2 separate regions of the Homo sapiens genome follow, and region 2 is linked to region 1. A link is a contact called in ENCODE Hi-C or POLR2A ChIA-PET data. All regions are on one chromosome and are shown on one strand. Each heading gives the region's core, a stretch centred on a gene start or an enhancer-like site at or near the end of the contact. The rest is flanking DNA. Distances are from core to core; before and after follow the strand shown. Region 1 holds the start of RALGAPB (Ral GTPase activating protein non-catalytic subunit beta). Region 2 holds the start of FAM83D (family with sequence similarity 83 member D).

Evidence for each region. A loop is a pair of places that touch in the nucleus more often than their neighbours do. ChIA-PET counts read pairs that join two places held with the same protein, here RNA polymerase II (POLR2A). Pooled maps may share reads with other maps.
Region 2: a map of CD4-positive, alpha-beta memory T cell shows a loop between it and region 1 (15-fold over the local background). The contact joins the promoter of FAM83D here to the promoter of RALGAPB in region 1. A Hi-C loop is called at or near these places in 1 of 168 maps with a recorded cell type or tissue (CD4-positive, alpha-beta memory T cell), 1 of 37 single-sample maps with no recorded cell type and 9 of 50 pooled maps. POLR2A ChIA-PET finds 5 or more read pairs at or near these places in 3 of 52 experiments (Caco-2, WTC11 and activated T-cell).

The regions. Positions count from the first base shown.
Region 1 is chr20:38,471,418-38,475,317 of GRCh38, forward strand. RALGAPB (Ral GTPase activating protein non-catalytic subunit beta) reads left to right here and starts at 1,426. Exons shown (of 30, transcript NM_020336.4): 1 at 1,426-1,652. RefSeq lists an enhancer at 1,147-1,216 and a silencer at 1,507-1,706.
Region 2 is chr20:38,924,273-38,928,130 of GRCh38, forward strand. FAM83D (family with sequence similarity 83 member D) reads left to right here and starts at 2,145. Exons shown (of 4, transcript NM_030919.3): 1 at 2,145-2,653. The coding sequence starts at 2,171. RefSeq lists a silencer at 1,763-2,122 and enhancers at 2,233-2,332, 3,718-3,807.

The sequences.
Region 1 (3,900 bases), core at 176-2,675:
AACAGGCTCCTGTCTTTCTGCTCCACCTTCCTCAGCACAGCCCTCCTCATGGCCTCTAGGCTGCTGTGCTCCCAGGTGTTACCCAGTTCCAAGCATGAAGCAGGGGAAAAGTGAAGGACACAAACTTCTCCAAGGGAAGAAGGAAGGGAAGGTCTCCTTTGATACTTCTGCCTACATCTCAGTGGCCAGGACTTTGTCTCACTGCCACCCTTAGCAGCAAAGAAAGTTGAGAGTTGTGTGCTTTGCTTTTCAGCCCCTGTAGTATAGAAAGGCAAGGGAGTGGTTGAAATAGATCTTGAGTTAGCCAACTACATAATTTGTCACACTGTGTTTAATTGAAATGTATTGCTTGGATCCAGTGTCCTGGACATAGCCTCGTTCCTGTCCTAGCACATTCTTACCCTCCTTTTCCCTCTTCCTTCCTGTAGCTATTTTTCTGGGGGGTGAGGTGTGGTCTTGAGGAAACACTCTTCAGTTTTACCCTTTCTGTGAGGATACTAGTTCCCTTATCACTCATTCCTCCATAGTCTCTTCTAACTGAGGTGAGGAGTCAGAATCTTCTTTGCTCCCTTCTGCTTTTCAGACAACCGTGCCTTCACCTCTACTCAACACCCTGACCCCTCCTCCCTCTCTCAATACCCAAGGTCAGTCTCAAGGCCAGGTCCTCCGTGAAGAATTCCACCATCCCTCCCTCCTCTTCTTTCTCAGTCCAAGTTTCCTCCTTTAGATTCTCAAAGCACTTAAGCTGTACCTCTCCAATGGTATTATTTTCTTCGTTGAAGTGAAAGCAAATTATTGAAAGTGGTACTGTTTACAAAATGTCTAGCGCATGGCAGGTGCTCGAAGTAGTATCTCTTAGTATTATTACTACTGTCTTATCTCGATCAGATTCAGCTCTTTAATGAGAGGCTCTAAATCTTATGTTCGATTCACCTTTGTAACCCACACCGGGCCTGGAATAGAGCACTGTTCATAATTAATGCTGTGCCCGTGTAATAAGACGGCGGCGAGCAAAGGGCATCATTTCAGAGGAAGAGTGCTGTAATGGTGGGATGGGAGAAATTCCTAGAACCTAGGTGGGAGCCAGAATCTTGCAGAGAAGCCCCTTATCCGTCTGCACCGAAAGCAGGTAGAGTGGATGCCGTAAGATTCCTAAGGACGCAGGTAGAGCGCCTCCTCTGTGCCGCGATGAGGTAGGTGCATCCGTCACTTCACTCCTCCCTCTCCACTTGATCCGGAATGGGAGGAACGCAATGCGTCCCGCGCGGCGATCTGGGATAGCTGCGCAGGCGCAGCTTCCGGCTCTGTGTCTCGGGAATTATTTGACGCCACCGGTTCAGCCCCGTAGAAAGCTCTGATTAGGCGCACCGCGCACGCGCAGTGGCCCACTTGGCTGGGGAGTTATTTGACGCCGCCGCCCCTGGCAGTCGGAAGTTGCCTGAGCAGATCCCAGCCGGCTGGCTCGAGTGGCCTTCGTCGTCCCTTGGCGCCCTGGGAGAGTCGCTGACGGGTGGACTGACGGACCGCCTGAGGACGGCCGGCCAGGGCGGTGAAAGCGCCAGCCCTATGGCGCGGGTCGCGTGAGGCGGAAGGCCGAGGACGGCCGGCGGCGGCGCCCGCCCCGGCGATGCGGGCCCCGCCCGTCGCCTCAGGTAACCGGGCAGCCGGCCCCGCCGCGGCCGGACCCTCCCCTCTCCTTCCCTCTCTTCCCCACCTGGCGGTCAAGGGACGGCTGAGGCTTGTTTCTCGGCTCTGGGTGCTCCAGGGGCCCGGCCTTTGGAAGCTCATCTGCAAATTTTTGGGAGACCCACGGGGGCGGGGAAAGCTTGGCCCTGGAGTGGGCGGCTGCTGTCGAGTCTGTGTAAACCCGGTCTAATCCTTGGGAGCTACCCCGGCCAGGCGAAGCTCTCTCCTGGCAACCTGGGGGAGGGGGCGGGTCTGGAGCGGAGCTAGACAACTCCCGCAAAGAATTTGGTCCAGCAGAAAGGTTAGGCAAGTTGCTGCCGCCCAGTGGGGACGATGCTGCCCATTGCACAGTGACACTTTGATGAGGGAGAGTTGATGATGGGAGTAAACAGCTAACCCCCATTAAGCGCTTCTTATCCGCCAGGCATCATGCCAGGCCATTACGTTCTCCACGTCTAACTTCACAGCAACCCTGTGAGGTAGGATTGTTGTCCCCATTTTACTGACGAGGCAACTGAGTCCCTGGGTGGTTGGGTGACTTAATTACCCAAGGTCACATAGCTAGTAATTTGAACCGGAGCATCCGACCCAAGTGCTTAACAATTAGGGCAGTGGCTCTCCAACTTTGCTACACTGTAGAATCACCTGGGGGAAATTGTAAAGGTTTCTGATGCCCATGTGGCATCCCAGACCAAAACAATCAGAATGTCTGGAGTTGAAAGCCAGACTTCAATATTTTTTTTTTAAAGATGCCCAAGTGATTCCAGCTTGCAGCAAAGTTTGGGAACCGCATGTAATTTGATAATTCTGCATCTCAAAAAGCATCTCTCTTTCTCCAGCTTAAGTGTGCAGGAGAATTGTCTGGGAGCTTGTTAAACTTGCAGGTTCCACCCGCAGAGATCTTTAGGTTGACTGACCACTACACCTTGTGAAAGACTGTTAGGGATGGAATTCTCTGCAGGGATTCTGAGTCATCTGGAACATTTAAAATGTATGCATCTTATGCAAACTGCTCGTTTGCAATTTTCCTAAATATACAGTACTTATAGGTGTAGCGTCTGTAACCTCTGGGTCGTTTTTACATATGCTGGAAGTCTGCCTAGACCATCCTCTGAACGTTCTGGCCATCCCACCCAAACGCACACACTTCTGCTCTCTCCTATATGCATATACACACCCTTTTCTTTTCTTTCTTTCTTTTTTTTAGACAGAGTCTTGCTCTGTTGCCCAGGCTGGAATGCAGTGGCATGATCTTGGCTCACTGCAACTTCCGCCTCCTGAGCTCAAGCAGTCCTCCCACCTCAGCCTCTCAAGTAGCTGGGACTACCACGCTTGGCTAATTTTTGAATTTTTTTTGTAGAGATGGGGTTTCTCCATGTTGCCCAGGCTGGTCTCAAACTCCTGGGCTGAAGCAGTCCACCCACTATGGTCTGCCATAGTGGTGGGATTACAGATGCGAGCCACTGTGCCAGGCCTACATACCCTTTTCTTCCTGTCTCTGGCTGCATTAGCTTTAAGCATTCCCTTCAAGATACCTCTGTCCCTGACCCCTACCCACCTTGAGTCCTTCCAATTTGCTCTTTAGGAACATCGTAGTGAAACTTATCAGTTATTTTTCTGAGTTGTAGTTCTATCCCTACTTCTAGATTATGAGAAGCTTTAGGGCAGGGACTATGTTTTCTTCATCTCTGTATTCCTTCCAGTGCTTTGACATACAGACTCACAAAGCTTTTACTCAGTGGAATGTTTGGGTCCTTTTATGTCATAGATAGATCATGTTGCGAACAGATTCTTCTCTATTTCCATTTTTGTAAAAGATGTTTGGTAGTTCCCAGCTTATAGAGTTTTGTTCTTTTTGCTTAGGAGTGAGTATTCTAGTTATGTTCAGCAATTTGTCCAGCAGTTGAACACACACATTGAGTTCTTACCAATTGCAAGGCACTCTGTAACTAACCATGTGCAATCAACATTGTTTGATTTTTAATGTCTGATTCTATCACAATCGGACGCAATCATGTCTGTAGGGAAAGTCTTTTTATTACTGTTAGACCTTTGCATGTGTTCCCTACTTCATTGTCCAAAAAAGTGTTTAGTTGTCATCCACTAAATGCCACTGCCTTGTTGGTATTTGGTAAATACAAGCAGATGGGATTGCCATTGGTAATGTTTGGTCCTGTTCACCAGGAGAGAGGACGTTAAGTACTTAATGAAGAG
Region 2 (3,858 bases), core at 895-3,394, 450 kb after region 1:
TGCAGCCTCCCGGACCCTGGATACCAGCGCAGGGACACATGGAAGTCCCCACACTTATTCTTGAGAAACTTCACAAAGGGATGGGGATGGGGAGAGGAGAGGTAGAGAGGGAGAGGCGTCTCAACAGCGGCAGGCATTCATCCATTTAAAAAGGTTATTGGTTGCTAAATAATAATGGTAACATCTCACATTTATGACCCACTTTTCATTTACATAAAAAAGATGACGACTGAAAATTGACTGTTGGATTTAGCTCTGTGGAACTCATGATGAACCTGACAAGAGGTTTTGGTAAAGCAGTGGGGGTTTTAGCCTGATTGAAGAGGGCTGGAAGGGAACTGGAGACAGCAAGTATAGACAACTGGTTTGAGGGTTTCTTTTCTTTTCTTTTCTTTCTTTCTTTTTCTGAGACAGGGTCTTACTCTGTCACCCAGGCTGGGGTGCAGTGGTGTGATCATAGTTCACTACAGCTGCAAACTCCTGGGCTCAAGTGATCTCTTGCCTCAGCCTTCCCACTGGCTGGGACCATCATGAGCACTGCCATGCACTAAAAGTTAGGCGCACCACCATGCCCAGCTAACTTTTGTATTTTTTTGTAAAGACAGGGTCTCACTATGCTGCCCAGGCTGGTCTCAAACTCCTGGGCTCAAGTGATCCTCTTCCCTTGGCCTCCCACAGTGCTGGGATTACAGGTGTAAGTCACCATGGCCAGCCACATCTGAGATTCTATGCTGCAAAAATAAGAAGTGAGATGGGGAGCTTTAGAGGAATGTAGGGTCAAGAGAGGGTTGTTTTAAGATGAAAAATATTTCAGCATGCTTGTAGGCTGATAGAAATGAATCGGTAAAGAGGGAAGCTGATGTTCCAGGAGAAAGAAGAAGATTGCTGGAGCGATGCTGGTGAGTAGTAGAGGGGCTGGAAATGCCCAGGCAGAGGGGTTGGGGTTGGATGGGCACAGGCACAGTTCATCAATGCCCAGTATACGGGCAGAGATGCAGACAGGAAGGTAGACTAGATGGCCGCACGTGGACGTTCCCTTCTTACTGTTTCTGTGTTCTTGCTGACATGGAAGACAAGCTGTCAGAGAGGAAAAGGTAGAGAGAATGAGGGAAATGCGGCCTACCAGGCAGTTTTTTTGTTTGTTTGCTTTTGTTTTGTTTTGTTTTGTTTTTAGATGGAGTTTCGATCTTGTCGCCCAGGCTGGAGTGCAGTGGTGCTATCTCGACTCACTGCAACATCCGCCTCCCGCGTTCAAGTGATTCTCCTGCCTCAGCCTCCCGAGTATCTGGGATTACAGGCGTACACCAAGACACCTGGCTAATTTTTGTATTTTTAGTAGAGACGGGGTTTCACCGTGTTGGTCAGGCTAGTCTCAAACGCCTGACCTTAGGTGATCCGCCCTCCTCGGCCTCCTAAAGTGCTGGGATTACAGGCGTGAGCCACCGCGCCCGGCCTCCTAGCAGGCAGTCTTACGGATTATGAATTTAAAACATGACCAGTCAGTAAGCATGGTTACGCTCTTTTTGTTTTTTCTTCAGCCCTGTAGGGCTGCCGGGGTGCAGGTGGAAAGTAGGGTATAACCACGGTTGGTTGGGGTTTTACAAGGCAAAAATCGATGAAATGAGAGAAGACTACCCGAGGGTGTAATCAAAGGAGCAGTCCTAATACGATGAGCCGGTATTCTTTGAATGAATGAATACATGGTTAAAGGCAGGTGATAAAGGCGATATGGTTGGCCATGCCAAAGCACTGAGAGCCTAGGAGCAGCGTGGCCAGAGTCTCCGGGAGTCGGCACCTGCCTCTCCTCGTTGTCTAGGCCTGACTGTCCCTGGCCTTGCACGGCCGCGCAGCGGGGCGACCGGCAGGGGGCGCGCTGGGATGGCCAGGAGCTCGGCTCTCCCCGCTCTGTCCCTGCTCTGCGGCCCGCCTCGCCCCTGCAAGTTTAAATTCCTCTTAGCAAGCCCAGCATCGCAGCCAATAACGCATCAGGGGGCGGAGCCGTAGAGGCTTGCGCCCCGCCTCGCTCCGCTATTGGAAGGAAAGCAGCCAATGGGAGAGCCGAGGCGGGGAGGTGCGGCCAATGGCGCGGGCCTGTTTGATTCAAAGGTTGCCTATAAAGCGGGACTGCACGCCGGTTTTTGTCCGAGGGCTGTCGAGTCCGAGCGCCGCCATGGCTCTGCTGTCCGAGGGCCTGGACGAGGTGCCCGCCGCCTGCCTGTCGCCGTGCGGGCCGCCCAACCCGACCGAGCTGTTCAGCGAGTCACGGCGCCTGGCTCTGGAGGAGCTGGTGGCGGGCGGCCCCGAAGCCTTCGCGGCCTTCCTGCGACGCGAGCGCCTGGCTCGTTTCCTGAACCCCGATGAGGTGCACGCCATTCTGCGCGCGGCGGAGAGGCCGGGAGAGGAGGGCGCGGCGGCGGCGGCGGCGGCCGAGGACTCGTTCGGCTCCTCGCACGACTGCTCTTCGGGCACCTACTTCCCCGAGCAGTCGGACCTGGAGCCACCGCTGTTGGAGCTTGGCTGGCCCGCCTTCTACCAGGGCGCCTACCGCGGCGCCACGCGTGTCGAGACGCACTTCCAGCCCCGCGGCGCTGGCGAAGGTGGCCCCTACGGCTGCAAGGACGCTCTGCGCCAGCAGCTCCGCTCGGCGCGAGAGGTGAGCGGCCCTCCAGGGCCCTGGGTCGCACGGGAGACCCCCTTCAAGAATGGGAAATTGAGGCCTGCTGGGAGTACGGGCCGGGGCCACTACCTCCTCTGCGCCCTACCGGAAGCGCGCGCGGGCTAGGTGGTCCCAGGGTCTCCGACTCACACCCCACTCTGCGTGTCTCCCCCGGATCCCCCGGGCCGCTCCTCGTGGCAGGGGATAGTGGGAAAGCCTCGGTTCCCAAGGATGCGAATTGTGCCCGGGTTCCATCTCCTAACGTTCATATCCCTGAAGGAGGGACCAGAAGTACTCTGAGTTCCAAATTTCAGTTAAAATCAAACTTGGAAAATTGCCTATTTCCCTGTCTGTCAGCCAACGCTAGATCCCACTTTCAGGAGCTTCTTAGGAGACTCATTACCAAAGAACTTACGCAGGGAAAGTTCCAGAAAGATGGTCTCCAGAGACAACTACGGGGCATTAGGAAGCAATTATTATTGCTAATTACTTTCATGCATCTTTTGCTGTAAAAAGCAGATAAACACGAGAGTGGCAAAGTGAGAGCCCTGCCGCTTTTTCTTTCTTGTCTTTTTTTTTTTTTTTTTTTTTTGAGACAGATTCTCTTTTGCCCAGGCTGGAGTGAAGTGGTGGGATCTCAGTTCACTGCAACCTCCGTCCCCCGGGTTCAAGTGACTCTCCTGCCTCAGCCTCCCAAGTAGCTGGGATTACCGGTGCCCGCCACCACGCCCGGCTAATTTTTGTATTTTTAGTAGAGACGGGGTTTCTCCATGTTGGCCAAGCTGGTCTCGAACTCCTGACCTCAGGTGATCCACCCGCCTCGGCCTCCCAAAGTGCTAGGATTACAGGCGTGAGCCACCGCACCCGGCCCCCTGCCGCTTTTTCTACTGCCAGAGACTGGAGGGGAAACTGGGGCAAGGGGTTTGTTTTCCATAGGCTGGGTCTGTGCCAGATTGCAGTGGTCTCCTAAAATGCAGATACATTTGCATTAGATCGGCTTCTGTATTCATAGTGGGTTTTGGTCCTACTGTCTGACTCTTAGTATGGCATGGTCATGGGTGCAATGGAGGTCTTGTCTGCTTGCCAGCCTCGATAAAGCTGCAGCAGGGTGCTGGGGATCAAGGAGGAAGAAGGCAGCCTGCAGGTGGGTGTGGCACATAGAGTGTCGTGGCAGACACCTTGGTCTGGAGCCATGGTCAGGT